Linked DNA regions of Homo sapiens: region 2 is linked to region 1. Evidence: read pairs that join two places in POLR2A ChIA-PET (ENCODE). Cell type or tissue: CD4-positive, alpha-beta T cell. All regions are shown on one strand. Each heading gives the region's core, and the rest is flanking DNA. Links, peaks and the distances in the headings are about the cores only.

The links. Peaks named below come from ENCODE experiments on the same cell type or tissue, not always from the same donor. Only the 100,000 strongest peaks of a DNase experiment are listed, where the experiment ranks them.
Region 2: POLR2A ChIA-PET joins it to region 1 with 5 read pairs; 2 of 35 experiments call an interaction of 5 or more read pairs at or near these places.

The regions. Positions count from the first base shown.
Region 1 is chr15:73,291,661-73,300,000 of GRCh38, reverse strand. NEO1 (neogenin 1) reads right to left here. Exons shown (of 29, transcript NM_002499.4): 26 at 6,453-6,611; 27 at 1,390-1,653. It overlaps MIR12135 (microRNA 12135), which reads right to left and starts at 91; the gene lies at 22-91. In CD4-positive, alpha-beta T cell, for the core only: no CTCF peak of the experiment used is centred there; a DNase peak (open chromatin) is centred at 3,920.
Region 2 is chr15:73,662,424-73,670,763 of GRCh38, reverse strand. No RefSeq gene overlaps it. Among named protein-coding and RNA genes, the nearest start is that of CD276, 18 kb to the left of the region's middle. In CD4-positive, alpha-beta T cell, for the core only: no CTCF peak of the experiment used is centred there; no DNase peak of the experiment used is centred there; H3K27me3 peaks cover 890 bases.

The sequences.
Region 1 (8,340 bases), core at 128-8,127:
AGATAAGGTTTCAGATTTCACTTTACAAACAAACCTTTAAAAAACTACAACTTGCTGAGTTTTGCTGTAGTATCAAAAAAGAATATCCACAATTATCTGAAAAGGTTATAAAAATACTCTTCCCTTTTCCAATTACATATCTGTTAGGCCAGATTTTCTTCTTATATTTCAACCAAAACACCATATTGCAACAGATTGAATGCAGAAGCAGATAGGAAAATCCAGCTGTCTTCTATTAAGCCAGACATTAAAGAGATCTGCAAAAAATAAAACGACTCTTCTCACTATATTTTTGTTTTGAAAATAGTTGCTTTTCGGCTGGGCGCAGTGGCTCACGCCTATATTCCCAGCACTTTGGGAGGCCGAGGTGGGCGGATCACGAGGTCAGGAGATCAAGACCATCCTGGCTAATGTGGTGAAACCCCGTCTCTACTAAATACACAAAAAATTAGCTGCGCATGGTGGTGGGCACCTGTAGTCCCAGCTGCTTGGGAGGCTAAGGCAGGAGAATGGCGTGAACCCGGGAGTCGGAGCTTGCAGTGAGCCGAGATTGCCCCACTGTACTCCAGCCTGGGTGACAGAGCGAGACTCCATCCCAAATAAAAAAAAAAAAAGGAAAATAGTTGTTTTTCATAAAAATATGCTACTTATCTTAACATGATAGATACTTGCTTTTTTAAATGAATAAAATACTTTAAAAATTTCTTAGTTTTAATTTTAATATGGTAAATATTGATAGATATAACCCATATGAAGAAAAGCTCTTTTAGGTGCTCAATAGCTTTTAAGCTATAAAGGGATACTGAGACCAGAAATTTTGAAAACCACTGGCTTATTCTAAAGCAAATGAATAGGTAACAATTTGGAAGAGCAGAAAGCAAGCATGCCTTTGAGGTCAGGGGACTGTTACTGAGCTGTGTGGATTTGGGTAAATGACTTTCCCTTCACAGGATTCCTTTCCCTATTCTGAGGTTACTTCTGCTTTCACCACCCTATGAGTCCAAGCCTTGGCCTCCCTGATCCCTTCTCTAGTTTGCAGGGACCTTACGAAGTGAGGTGATTCCAGGGGTCTGGGCAGACTAGATCTGCTATCCATTCCCATGCCATTGGACTTACCACCAAAGGTGCTGCACATAAAACACAATTCAAAAGGTCAGCCCTTGGTTCCCAGCAAATTATTCTCCGGTTTGTAAGTGTTCCCAGAAAAGGGGAGGCCATAAACTTCCTGGGCGGGGCAATGGCACACTGCTACGCTAACAGAATTGCTAAGATAGGCTTGGAGGATATTTGCTTTGCTATACTTCAAAGAAGGGGTGGCTTTGTCCCAAGCTTGAGCCAAAGGGTCACTCCAGGTGTGCTCCCTCCAGGTGTGCTGCCATCCTCACTCACCTTGCTGGGACAGTAATGGTGTGCTTGGCAATGCAGGATCATAGGTGGGAGGTCCTGGAGGCGGGATTGCTGGCACGGCGAAGCTCTTCAATGGGTGGGAAGGGCGAACATGGGCAGTGGGAAGACTCTGGCCTGAATCTTCCTCTTGGGAGCTGGCCAAGTAAGAGGAGCTGGTAGCACCTTCAGGGTCCTGGTGATCAGTGCAGCATGTTTGAGACGAAGAGGCTGGCATGGTGTCAGTGCTGGGGGTATTTCGAACGGATTCTACAGCAGGAAAGTCTAAATGTTAGCATTTCTTTTGCCATTAAATATGTGACAGTCCCACAGTTTGGCTACTTCTAGGGGTTCCCTAAACCAGCTCAATAGCACTTGCGATCAGTGCTAGTCCAAGAGAACATGGATTAGCACCACTGCCAGGGATAAGAATGGAGTCTCGAACAATTTTGTACTCAACCAGCTATTCCAGTTTTTCACCTCACAGCTAAGTGGTCACAATTTTGTAGATTTAAAGTTCTCCTCATTATTTATTATGAAGCACTTGTAAAGGTTCCTGAGATGACTAAGATATTAAGATATAAATAAGTATAAAAGAAAATTAAAAACTTCACTCACTGGAATCTTAGACAGTGGCCTTTCATAGACAACCATGGCTAACCACCAAGGCTGGCCGGGTACCTGACAGTAGCCAGCTCTGCTGACAAGGCCTGGCGGTCACTGCAGGAGAGGCCAATGCCACAGGCCTTCGTGCCTCCAGGGACTGTGCATGGCCTCATCACAGCAAAAAACCCATAGCTCAAGTGAGAATTGGACAACAAACAGAGCAGCCCAGAGGTCTGCACACAGCTTTCAGATCACACCAAATGAAGGGCATTTTTGATTCAGAGAAGGAAATGGGGGTAGATTAGCCTGGAGAAGGGAAGGCTCAGGAAGAACATGATAACAATCTCAAAATATAAGAAGGGGCAGAGTTGTTCTGGAAGGCAGCACAGCAGGGTAGAAAAGCACGGACTCTGGAGTCAGACAGACCTGGACTCCAATCTTTGTGTACTAGCTGGGTGAATTTGACAAAGTCACTGAATATCTCTGAGTCTCAGTTTCTTCATCTACAAAAGAGGGAGAATAACACATAATTCTTTGAGGATTGAATGAGATGTATGAAAAGTGCTGAACACGGTGCTTGAATATCTATCTATTAAGATTCTTTTCTTTGTAAATTACTGGGTGCTTACTTTAAGCCAAGCACTATGCCAGCTGCTTTACATTCATTAGTTCACTAGATCCTCAAAGTAACTCAGAAGGCACTGGGAGGTTAAGCAAATTGCCCATTTGCACAGTTAAGAACTAGCAGGGTGGAATCTGAATCCCTGCCTTCCGACTTCCACACACATGCTCTGGACCACCACACACCTTTCCACACCCAGACTACCACTTGCCCCCACCCTGTGGGGCAGAAGCAGCACCAAGGCCCGGGGAGACCACATAAGGAAGACCCTTCCAACAGCATGAGCTGGTGACCAGCTTCCCCACCTGTGAGGAGAGGGATGGGGACACAGCTCAGGGCAATGGACTGTACCAGGTGGCCTGAAGGCCTCTTCTGACTTCTGGAGTCCTCAACCTTAACAAGTACAGTAGTCCCCCTTATCCATGCTTTTGCTTTCAATGATTTCAATTATCTGTGGCCAACTGCTGTCCAAAAATTTAAATGAAAAATTCCAGAAATAAATAATTCATAAGTTTTACATTTTGCACCGTTCTGAGTAGCATGATGAAATCTTACGCCATTCCACTGGGGATGTGCCTCATCCCTTAGTCCAGCCTATCCAGACTGCGTACACTACCTGCCCTTGAGTCACTTAGTAGCTGTCTCGGTTATCAGATGGAGAAAACAGATATAAAGGGTTCAGTACTATATGCGACTTCAGGCCTCCACTGCGGGGGGAGGGGGAGGGTCTTGGAATGTATCCCCGCAGATGGGGATACTGTAAAGCATGAGCAATCTGCAGAAATCCAACACATTTCCCTGCCTTTGTTGCTGAAGTAGCAGTGAATCTGTGCCCTTGGGCTCTGAGAAGTCAGGCCACACCAGTCACGAGTGGCACCTCTGATCTTGGGTCCATGGATGAGGGACTCGTACACCCTCCCAAGTGTGCCTAACTATGTTGGCCCTACCAGGCTTAGGTCACTCCTCACCCCTTAAAGGGGTGTGCTGAGGATCTTCTTAGGCTTGCTCAAGCTAGCCATCCCCACGGCGGGGGAGCTGGTGGTCCCCCTCTGTGATCCTGGGCCAGGGAGAAGCTGGGCAGGGTAGGAGCTGGCTAGGAAGGGTAGCAGGGAGGAGGAGAGAGAACAGTAGACTCATGTCCAGGCCATGTCAGCCTGTACTGACAGATATGTTAGGTCAGCTCTGGGCAAACCGGCCTCTCCTGACTGCCTCAACGGTCTGTAACTGGATATATAAGCTTCTGAGGGCCAAAGAGATGGCGCAAAAGGTGAAAAAGGAAAATGGGGTTGCCTACATGAGTCAGCACCCAGGCCTGCTACCACAGACCAGGGCTGCCTTGCACAACTCCGGGGGCCCCAGGCACGTTGCTTTTATCATGAAGGGTGCTCCCTGACAGTGTGCAAAATCACTGGCCTGCTTAGAATCCATGCTGTAAGTAAAATTCCTGCTTTGGCAAGGGGGCTACTTCCTGACTGACTTGCCTCTTAAAGAGTTAAGACACACAGAGTTCACACTGGCCAAGTGATTGGACAAGAGGAAAGTGCTTTTCCAATGTCAAGTGGTGGTGACATAGTGAATGCTCCTTAGAGCAGAGACTGGCCCTGCTTAGCCCATATATACCAAGCTGTGGCAACACTCTGAGCTCCAGAGACACAGGAGCTTAGCAAAGTACAATCGTGAAAAAGAACTTTGATCATTTCTGGATACTTGCTCTATATTTCAAATCAGTCTTCAGTAAGTCTATCACTTTAGTTTTACCTTCTATTATCCAACTAGTCATCAAAGCATGGCCTCTCTCAGTAATGCAAATTATTCTTTCCCCCTCTCTTCACTTTCTGCCTAGGTCCGTAGAGCAGGGAATGCTTACCAATACTAGATCACAAGGGAGAGGGCTGGGTAGGAGCTGCCATGCTTCTCTCCAATCCCCAAACCCAGGAGGAAGGAGGAAGGGGCTGATTTGATTGGAAGGTGCCTGCCATCCACTCAGGCAGGACCACATCCTAGCATGTGAGATTCCTTGGCCTTAAAGATGGAGAAACAGGGTTGGGCACAAAACCTCCTTTCTAAGAGCAGGTGTGGAGGCTGCTTTCTGGTCCTCTGTTCTATTTGAGACTATGTCTGTAAGGCAGACTTTGGCTCTCCATGCAGCTGGCTGGAGTAACTGTCCATCTTGGAAACCGTCTTTCCTAAATGCAGAACTCCAAATTGGGATTTGGAGGGAGATAGTAGAAAGGCCAAATTTTTACATATATATATATATATATTTAATATTTAGTAGAGACGGGATCTTGCCTTGTTGCCCAGGCTGGTCACAAACTCATGGGCTCAAGCGATCCTCCTGCCTCAGCCACCCAAAGTGCTAGAATTACAGGCATGAGCCACACTGCTCAGCCTGGAAGGCCAAATTTAGATGTGAGTTCAAGCAGCATTCTCCAAATCAGGTAATAGCTTTGGGAGTAGCTAATGTTGGAAATTATTAGGCACCCCTTAATAAAGCTTCATTTGATGTTTTGGGTATGTTTATGATTGATGAAAACTTGAAAGAATGGGGACCGGGCGCGGTAGCTCACGCCTGTAATTTCAGCACTTTGGGAGGCCAATGCAGGCGGATCACTTGAGGTCAGGAGTTTGAGACCAGCCTGGCCAACATGGGGAAACCCTGTCTCTACTAAGAATACAAAAATCAGCTGGGTGTGGTGGTGTGTGCCTGTAATCCCAGCTACTTGGGAGGCTGAGGCAGGAGAATCGCTTGAACCCAGGAGGTGGAGGTTACAGTGAGCCGAGATCGCACCACTGCACTCCAGCCTGGGCAACAGACTGAGGCTCTGTCTCAAAAACAAACAAAGAAACCAAAGAAAAACAAAAAACTTAAAAGAATGGGGATATTACTGGAAACCCAAATTTCCAGCATAAAGTTTTGAGGTTCTTTTAAAATGGAACTCACTTGAAATTCCCTTATTCCCCAGACCAGCAAAACTCAGTTCTATCAGTAACATAATAACTATTAATAGGCAAGTTTCAAATGGTGGAAAAATAATATGTTGAATATATGGGAAGTTACTAGGCTTGCCGTTTAAAACTGAGGATGAAAATTAATTTTCAATTAATGAAGAATATTTATGCCGCTTACTGTCCTCACACCTTCACTATTTCTTTCCTCCTTAAAACTGTTTGATAATGCGGTTTCCTAAGATTTCCAAACTGGGGACATGTTTGTCTAGCAACGTATTTCTTTAAATACACTTCAGAGGTAATTTTCTGTTTCTTCAGAGAGGATCTATTCCTGTGCATCGCTTCCTAATTTTAATAATCCTGAGGTTTACATCAGGCACCCTGTGGTTTACAATACACACAACTCCTCGTGGCTGGTGGCCCCACTGCTCCTTGGATGTTGTTTGCACTTTGGTCCACGGTGGAAGTAACCTGTATGTAACAGTTAACCTTTGGACCTACCCAATGTTACAGTGACTGCCAGGCAAAGGCAACCACTAGTGTCTGAAATCACCCAGGATGAGTTTTCCTTTCAAACTAGAGGATTAAAAGAAAGAAATTGGAAAAAAGACTGAGTTAAAGTGCAAGTTTATGGAACAAGGGATGCTTATGTGATTAGAGATACTGTTTTTACTAAAAGAAAACCTTGCACTGAATGTTTAAAACTTAAGTAGAAATATGGGGTGAATTTTACAGAAACAAATTTGAGTCAGTCACAGAAATGTTATGCTAAGTTAAATAAAACAGAAAAATTCCAAATCCCTCTTCTAAGTAGGGCAAGTCCTTCCCCATTTCTGCTTGCCGACTCTTTTGGAATGGTTTCCATCTGGGCTTGATCCTCATCTCTCACCTGTGGAATTGGCCCTGTCTGAAAGGGACATGGATGTGCCAATGGGCCATGGGCTGCCCGGGTGGTAGAGATGACTGCGAGCTGGAGAAGCGAGGCTGCTGGAGTGGAAATGATGGTGAGGGTTATCGAGGGAATGGATGGGATGGGCACTAATCACAGCTGTGAATGAACACAAGACAGAGAAATGCTTAACATGCTTGCACAAACACACACAAATCACAGTTTAAGAGCAAAGTCACCCCCTTCCCACCTCCCATACAATCCAAACACTCCCTTGGTTTTTTGGTGGCAGCTGGCTAGATCTGGTCAATTAGCCATTGATTTTTACGTTGTTTTTTAAAAATGAAGATACTCTTTTGCATATGTCTACATATATATAGAAAAAAAGGAATATACACTAAAATGTTAACAGTTATTATCTTGCAGGGAAGAGTGGTCAGGATTAAAATAATATTTTTCTTTTGGCTTATCTGTATTTTCCAATTCTACTATAATAAACATGGATTACATGAGTTATTACAAGTATCTATTTGAATATGTCACAAAATATAAATCCATAAGCCAACACATAAATTTTCTATTTTGTCCTGCTAAAAGGATAGAAAGAAGTCCCTTCTTTTTCGAGTACATTCCTAATTCATTCTGCCTTTGTTAAAACTGCTGAATGAAGCATTTAATGGGTATTTAGGCCAAATAAATAAGTAGCTGTTTAATCGGCTTTCATGTCTTAAAATAAATGCAAATGGAATTGAACTCTGATGGTCCCATCTAGTACTAAAAGCATGAACCACTGGCTGATGGCACCATCTTTTACTGCTTCCAGTCTGGGGACTCAGACATACCCATCTGCATGTAAGAGAATAAATGGCTCTTTCCTTCCCACACTGGCTAAGGATTCAATTAACTGCGTTTAGCTAAAGAATCTGAAATTTCCACACAGATTTCACATACTACTTTCTATGAAGACAGAGATTCCATGTACTACTTTCTATGAGGCTTCATTATCCATCTGAGATGGAAACAGATAAAATTAGAAGCCCAGAGTCTGAGAATAAACTTTTCTGAGGAACTCCCTTGGAGTGGTTGTAGAAATGGCACGTTTAAGATCAAGATAACCAGCTCTACCCCCACCAAACAGGCAAATAGGCCAAAGCTGACTAACAATACTGGGAATCTTTTTTTCTCCAAACAAAGGCTTCATGAACTTAATAATACTACTTAATTAACACTTAGTGGCCTATTGAAATGTCTTCTGTCCCCAAGGATCTCCCTAAAGTCTTTGTGGGGCTATTCAACATTACTCTGGTGAAAAGAAATCCTGGTCAACAAAATGGGTGCCTTTACTTTCCAGCTATCCCTTGTCCTGGCCACATGCAAGCAAGCAGGTGGCATGACTGGGACCCTTGAGCACTGCTGACCCTTCCTTCCCTTCTCAAGGCCTGAGGAACAAAAAAGGGGCTTTCCCTCAGGTGCTGCTCTTGGGGACCAGAGGCTCCAGGTTGTGCCCGGGAATAAAACAACAGAGGAAAGCTGTCTGAGGAGGGCTCTTGAGGTAACTGGGGAGTCAGCAACTCTAGGGGAAGACAGGTAGTTTTTAGAAGTAGGTGCTTCAGACTCAGTGTTTTCCAGAATTCAGGCTGGGGTAGGGGGAATAAACCTGATTTTTACCTAGGAAAGTACAATTTGAAAGCATTTTAGGACTCTCACAAGGGAAAAACAAAATTGACTTTTTCCCTTTTATAAGGCATTTCCAGTCTTTCTAGGTAAGTAAATAAAAAAAAATAAAGCAGTGTGAATGTGCCTGCCTAGGATATAGTAGGAAATCAGCAGCTGTTAGCTGACTCTGAACTTGTTGCTTCAGTGCATGGCCCTGGATGGAGCCATGTCC
Region 2 (8,340 bases), core at 268-8,267, 370 kb before region 1:
GAAGGCTGGCCAGGAGCCATGGAGCAGCCTCTCCTTCCTCTTCTACCCTTGGTTGGGATAAAAGACAAAGCAGAGTGAGGCAGCTCTTGGAAAAGAGCAGCGACTAGGGCAGAGGGTCTCTGGAAGGTGAGGCACTTCACTCTGGCTTGTCTGTGGACAGGTGGCAAATGGCGAATAGCTGCCAGAGGCTCTGCACCCTGAGGCACTCCCCTCATACCTTTGCCTAGAGGAGCCAAAGCTGGAGCCCCGTCTTTAACCTCACTCCTTCCCACGGAGTATACATTATTCACCAAGATAGCTGACACTTTTAAGGGAAGATGAACTCAGAGCCAAAACAACCACCAAATGAATGACTAGCAAAAGGGGTAGTATGGGCCGGGTGTGGTGGCTCACGCCTGTAATTCCAGCACTTTGGGAGGCCGAGGCAGGCGGATCACGAGGTCAGGAGATTCAGACCATCCTGGCTAATACGGTGAAACCCCGTCTCTACTAAAAGAATACAAAAAATTAGTGGGGCGTGGTGGCAGGCGCCTGTAGTCCCAGTTACTTGGGAGGCTGAGGCAGGAGAATGGCATGAACCTGGGAGGTGGAGCTTGCAGTGAGCCGAGGTAGCACCACTGCACTCCAGCCTGGGTGACAAAGCAAGACTCTGTCTCAAAAAAATAAAAAATTTTAAAAAGTCGTATGAACAGACTAGGCAGAAGAGGGATTTACCATAAGGACAATATACATCCTCCAAGACATAAGGGAGGACACTGTAAATATCAAGCAAGATAAGCAATGATTTAAAAATAACTAGAAATGTTGGCAATGACAACATTTAATAACCGTTACAACAAATAACTCAGTAGATGGAGTAAATAGCAGAATGTATTCAGCCAAAAAATAAATTAGAGAGTTGGAAGATCAGGCAGAAGACAATCACCAAAATCAAAAATATTGGGGCCAGGTGACTCATGCCTGTAATCCCAGCACTTTGGGAGGCTGAGGCGGGTGGATCACGCGATCAGGAGATCGAGACCATCCTGGCCAACATGGTGAAAACCCATCTACTAAAAATACAAAAATTAGCCAGGCGTGGTGGCACGTGCCTGTAGCCCCAGCTACTTGGGAGCCTGCAGAGGCAGGGGAATCACTTGAACCCGGGAAACGGAGTTTGAAGTGAGCCGAGATTGTGCCACTACACTCCAGCCTGGCAACAGAGCAAGACTCCATCTCAAAAACAAAACAAAACAAAACAAAACAAAACAAAAAACAGAAAAGGTCTAAAAATAGAAAATATAAAGAAAAGTGGGCCAGGCGTTGTGGTGGCTCACACCTGTAATCCCAGCACTTTGGGAGGCTGAGGCGGGTGGATCACCTGAGGTCAGGAGTTCAAGACCAGCCTGGACAACATGGTAAAACCCCATCTCTACTAAGAATATAAAAATTAGCTGGGCATGGTGGCGTACACCTGTAGTCCCAGCTACTCAGGGGGACTTGAACCCGGGAGGCAGAGGCTGCAGTGAGCTGAGACTGTGCCACTGCAGTCCAGCCTGGGTGACAGAGCAAGACTCTGTCTCAAAAAAAAAAAAGAAAAGTTATATGGATGATAAAAGTATAAGGGCCTACATCCATTTAACAGGAGTCTCAGAAAAAGAAATAACCAGAAAAATATTTTAAGACACAATGTCCAATTATTTCTCATAATTAAAGATGTAGGGTCTCAGATTGAACAGAGCCCTTGAAGCATGGCCAGCTTTTCCCATGGAACATTTGCCGAGTGCCTGAGGGGCATGGAAGGCTGTGGGAGGGACACAGAATAACAAAGTGAAAATTTCCACCCTCACAGTAATTAGGAGACAACAATCTGTAGAGGAAGGGGGACTTGTGTCAAACGCACAGCTGGTCCCGCTCTCCTATTTGCCAAAATTGAAGTCGTGTTAAGTGGGAAGCTAAAGAGCCAAGCTCAAACCTCTAAGAGGCATAAATGAATGTTCCGTCGTGTGATATGTCTGAGGAGGTAGACTTGACAAGCTCTCCATCAAACCAGAGACTGAGTCTAGCAGAACTACAATTCAACCTCAATCTAGTTTATTCTCTGATCATATTGTTGTGATTGGCCTCTTACCTTACCTGCCTAATAAGAAAAGGGTAAAACGTGCCGGGCACAGTGGCTTATGCCTGTAATCCCAGCACTTTGGGAGGCCGAGGTGGGTAGATCACCAGGTCAGGAGATCGAGACCATCCTGGCTAACACAGTGAAACCCCGTCTCTACCAAAAACACAAAAAATTAGCCAGGCGTGGTGGCATGTGCCTGTAACCCCAGCTACTTGGGAGGCTGAGGCAGGAGAATCGCTTGAACCCAGGAGGCAGAGGTTGCAGTGAGCTGAGATCGTGTCACTGCACTCCAGCCTGGGCGACAGAGCGAGACTCCATCTCAAAAAAAAAAAAAAAATGTATAAGTTGTGTGAAAAGGCAGAAAAATATAACCTCACTTTCTCAGGAGATGAAAAGATAATAAAGACCCACAGATGACTCAGATATTGTAGGGCAGAAAAAACATTTTAAATAACTATTACAAATATGTTTAAATATGATAATTGAAAATGCAACAAAATAGTTAAAAAGAAAACTTTGTCAGAGAATTGTAATCTATAAATATAGCAAATGGACTTTCTGGAACTGCAAAATACAGTATCTGAAAATAAAAATTCTTTGGATGGATTTAACATTAGACAGGATTAGTGAACTCAAAAGTTCATGCTTGAATATAAATTATGCAAACTGAAGCCCACAGAGAAAAAAAGGATGGAAATAACAGAGCACATCAGACATACAAGAAACAATCAAAAGTTTGAATATATGTGTAAATGGAGTCCCAAACAGAGGAGAGAAAGAATAAGACAGCAGCAAAAGTGGAAGAGCTAATGATCAAGAACCCTCCCAAACTGATCGAAGACATCAATGTACAGATTCAAGATGCTGGGTCAAACCCAAGCAAGATAATTACAAAGAAAACCACACCTAAGCACTTCCTTGTCAATAAGCCAAACACCAAAGCTAAAAGGCAAATCTTAAAAGCAACTAGAGAATAAAGACACATGACTTTCAAAGAAGAAAAAGTAAGATTTGATGATTTTGCATCAAAAACTTTAGAAGCTGGAAGGATATTGAATGACATCTTTAAGATGCTCAAAGAAAAAAACTGCAAATATTCTATATCTAGCAAAAATACCCTTCAAAATATGAGGGCAAAATGAAGATACTTTCAGACAAACAAAACTGCAATAAAGATAATGGGCTATTAGTGAAAGGATAGTCAAATAAACTACTGGAATCAAATAGAGAGTCACAGAAACAGACTTATACACATAAAATCAAATGATTTTTAATAAAAGTATCAAAACAATTCGATGGGGAAAGGAAAATATCCTTAACCAATGGTGCTTAGAGAATTGAATATCCGTATAGGAAATAAAGGACATCAACCGTTGTCTCACACTATACACAAAATCCAACTTGATGGATCACAGACCTAAACATAAGAGCTAAAATAATAATGAAGCTACTAGAACTGCTAGAAGAATATCTTTGTGATCTCAGAGTAAGCAGTTAATTCTTAAGGAGGATCCAGAAAGCATAAATCATAAAAGAAAAGATTAATAAGTTAGACTTCATCAAAATTTAAAACTTCTCTTCATCAGAAACCACCATCAAGAAAATAAACAAGAAAGCTGCCAAGAGAAAATATTCACAACACATATATCTAATGAAGATTCTTGCATCCATAAAATATAAAGAATTCTTGCAACCCAGTAATTTAAAAAAAAAAACCACAATTTTTAAATGGGCAAAAACTCAGACATTTTATAAAAGAAGATATACAAATGGCCAATAGGTAGATGGAAAAAGTGCTTAAAATCATTATTCATCAAGGAAATGCAAATAAAACAACAATTAGGCACCACTACATACTTGATAGAATGGTTAAAATGAAAAAGATTTATAACACTAAATGCTGGAGAAGATGTAGAGCAATTAGAACTCTCATACATTGCTGGTAGGAGTGTGAGATGAAATAATTGCTTTGGAAAACTGAGGTAGGAGGTGGGACTCAACTCCGAAGGCAGAGCTCAGACACCAGCCCAAATTGAGGAGTAGCTAAAAGAGAATGGAAGCAGCTTTCCATAAGACATGCGCACCAGTGTGCCATGTCAGCTTACCATTGCCATGACAACTACCCAACGACCCAGAAGTTACCACCCTTTTTCTAGAAATTTCTGCATACTCTGCCCCTTAATTTGCATGTAATTAAAAGTGGGTCTAAATATGACCACAGAACGGCCTCTGAGCTGCTACTCTGGGCACACTGCCTGTGGGGTAGCCCTGATCTGCAAGAAGCAGTACCTCTGCCGCTGCTGTGCACTGCTGCTTCAATAAAAGTTGCGAATACCACCAGCTCAACCTTGAATTCTTTCCTGGGCGAAGCCTCAAACCCTCCTGGGCTAAGCCCCAATTTGAGGCTTTGCCCACACTACATCAAAACTAATGGTTTCTTAAAAAGTTGGCCAGGCCGTGGTGGCCATGCCTGTAATCCCAGCACATTGGGAGGCTGAGGCAGGCGGATCACCTGGGGTCAGGAGTCCGAGACCAACCTGGCCAATGTGGTGAAACCCCTTCTGTACTAAAAACATGAAAATTAGCTGGGCATGGTGGCATGTGCCTGTAATTCCAGCTACTTGGGAACCCGAGGCAGGAGAATTGTTTGAACCCTGGAGGCAGAGGTTGCAGCAAGCCAAGACTGCACCACTGCTCTCCAGCCTGGTAACATGGCAAGAGTCCATCTCAAAAAAAAAAAAAAAAAAAACAAAAAGAAAGAAAGAAAAAAAGTTAAATATACATCTACACTATGACCCAACATTTCCATTCCTAGAGAGATAAGAGCATATGTCCACAAAAAAGCTTTGTATAATAATGTTCATAGCAGCTTTATTCATAATAGTACTGAAGTAGAAACAATCCAGATGCTCATCCAAAGGAGAAGGAACAAACAGTGGTGTATTCATACAATGAAATACTACTAAGCGATGAAAAGGAACAAACTGCTGATGCAAGTAACAACAGGGATGGTTCTCAAAAATACTATGCTGATGGAAAACAACCAGGCACATCAAAGTACATTCTGCTGTAATTCCATTTACATGAAACTCTAGAAAGGCAAAACTAACGTAATAATGATAGAAATGAGGGTGGTGGTTGCTTCTGGAGGGCAGAAAGATTAACTGTAAAGGAGCACTGGGGACTTTCTGAGGTAAAGAAGATGCTCTGTGTCCACCAAACTGAGTACAGAGTTTACTGAAGATCTATGAATTTCACTGCATGGAACTTATACCTCAATAAAAAATGCCATGCTTGATGAAGGCACAAAGCCTTGAAAGTTACAGATGAGGCAAGGATGGACAATATCCCCACCCCTAGTCAATGTGGACACTGAAGTAAGACAATAAGAAATGAAGATTTAAGATTTGAAAAGAAGAGACAAAGCTGTCATTATATTCAGGTGACAGATGTGATCATATGCATAGAAAACTCAACAGAACATCATTTAAAAAAAATAAGCACAGTTGCAATCTTTTAAAATATTTGAAAATAAGTAGCATTCCTCTACATCAGATATTACCAAGTAGAAAATATAATATAAACTGAGATACCATTCGCAGCAGCAAAAAAAAAAATCCCATCTATACTATATAGCATTGAAAGATAAACATAGGCACGACCACCAGGTGCAGTGGCTCATGCCTGTAATCCCAGCACATTGGGAGGCTGAGGTGGGGGGATCACTTGAGGTCAGGAGTTCAAGACCAGCCTGGCCAACATGGTAAAACCCCATCTCTACTAAAAGTACAAAAATTAGCCAGGTGTGGTGGCACAAGCCTGCAGGTCCCAGCTACTCGGGAGACTGAGGCATGAGAATCACATGAGCCTGGGAGGCAGAGTTTGCAGTGAGCCAAGATCATGCCATTGCACTCCAGCCAGGGTAACAGAGCAAGACTCTGTCTCAAAAAATAAATAAATAAATAAATAAAAGAAAAGAAAAGATAAACTTAGACACCTTAAAATCTTAATGAGTTTATTTGAGCATTCTGCGATTCATCAGTCAACACCAGACTATAAGCAGGTCAGTGCTCTACTGAGAAGATACAAAGGAGAAATTTTATAAGGTGCTCATGAAAGCAAGACAAAGAAAATATTTAATTGGTTAAAGTTGGAAAGTCCGTTAGAAGTTTAGCTAACAGTTTCTGATTGGTTTAGCCTAAGTTTCATTTTACAGTTTACAGTGAGTTGGGGTTTGGTTTCTCTGGTAAGAACCTCATGCATTAGAGGGTCTCATCCTAATGACATCCCAATTATCTATTTTAACAATATAAATAAGCCTATCAAAGAATATACAAGAAAAGTTTTAAAACTCTAATAAAATACATAAAGACTAGAAAAAATGGAAAGACATGTCATGTTAGAGAATGGAACATTTGGGGTGGGCACGGTGGCTCACGCCTGTAATCCCAGCACTTTGGGAAGCTGAACGGGGGCAGATCACTTGAGGTCAGGAGTGACCAGCCTGGCCAATATAGTGAAACACTATCTCTACTAAAAATACAAAAATTAGCTGGGTGTGGTAGCAGGCACCTGTAGTCCTACTTGGGAGGCCAAAGCATGAGAATTGCTTGAACCCAGGAGGCGGAGGTTGCAATGAGCCGAGATCGCGCCATTGCACTCCAGCCTGGGTGACAGAGCAAGACTCCATCTCAAAAAAAACTAAGAATGGGCCAGGCATGGTGGTTTATGCCTGTAATCCCAGCACTTTGGGAGGCTGAGGTGGGCAGATCACAAGGTCAGGAGATCAAGACCATCCTGGCCAACTTGGTGAAACCCTGTCTCTACTAAAAATACAAAAATTAGCCAGGTGTGGTGGCACACACCTGTAGTCCCAGCTACTTGGGAGGCTGAGGCAGGAGAATCACTTGAACCTGGGAGGCGGAGGTTGCAGTGAGCCGAGATCACGCCACTGCACTCCAGCCTGGGCAACAGAACAAGACTCCATCTCAAAAAAAAAAAAAAGAATGGAAAATTTTAACATCACAAAGACGTTAATTGTCTTTCAAAATCATCTATACATTTAGTACAATTTATATCAAAAGGTTTTAGCAACTTAAAATATTCTGAAATACATAGGGAAGAATAGAAATTCACAGATAATTAAGACAACTGTGAAGAAGAGCAGAGATTCTCTACAAAGCAAAGATATTGATAGCGACAGGAGGCAGAGAAATTCTGCCTGAACCTGCAGCCCAAAATGAAAACTTACATCCCTGTTTTCCTGCTTGAATATTGCCTTTTCAAAAACCACCCATGGCCCACACTGTCCCCCATCCTGTGCACATAAAAACTCCAGGCTCAGCCAGTAGAGAGAGGAGAAGCAGTTGAATGTCAGAGACTACAGCTGGAAGTCAGAGAGAAGCAGCTTGACTTCAGAGGGACAGCTTGACAGTGTAGCTTCAGAGAGGAGTCCAGCCAAGGACAGCTGGACTTCAATGGAAGATTACCTTCCCACTTTGTCTCCTTTTCAGCTCCCCTACCCACTGAGAGCCACTTTCATTGGCAATAAAATTCCCCGCATTTACCACCTTCAATTCAATTCATTTGTGCAACGTCATTCCTCCTGTATGCCAGACGAGAACTCGGGTGCCTCAAGTGTGGGTGCAAAAGGCTGCCACACTGACCCTCCACTGAGCTGTTAACTCTTAAGCAGTCCACAGATGGCAAAGCTAAAAGGGCACTGTAACTCTCCTTCTGGGGCTTCAGAGGTTGCAGGGACGACCCCCAGTCACTGCTACAGGGCCCACATGGAGTTTTGCTCCTATCAGCACCCAAAAGCACTCACCCTGGCTCCTGCACCTGCTCACATGTGCTCCCCTTCCTACGAGCGGTGGAGCACTGCGGGCTGAGTAAGTGAAACACCCCTTTCGCAAGGCCTGGGAAGGGGTCATGAAAATATCCTGTTTCAATATTCTACAAAAATATAGTACTATACTAGAAAGAATTGGAACAAACATATAGACTAGTGGGACAAAAACAGATTTCATAAATTTGAAATATAAAAATGGAACCATAAATCAGTGGAGAAATTATTAATTTTATAGTTGATGGTATTAAGAATATTCGCTCCTTTTATGGATTAAAAGAAAAGATCCCTACTTCACACCTTAAGAAAAAGGTGAACTCTAGCTGTATTAAAATTTAGATATGGAAAGTAAAATACATAGTTAATAGGAGAAAGTATATAATTACATATT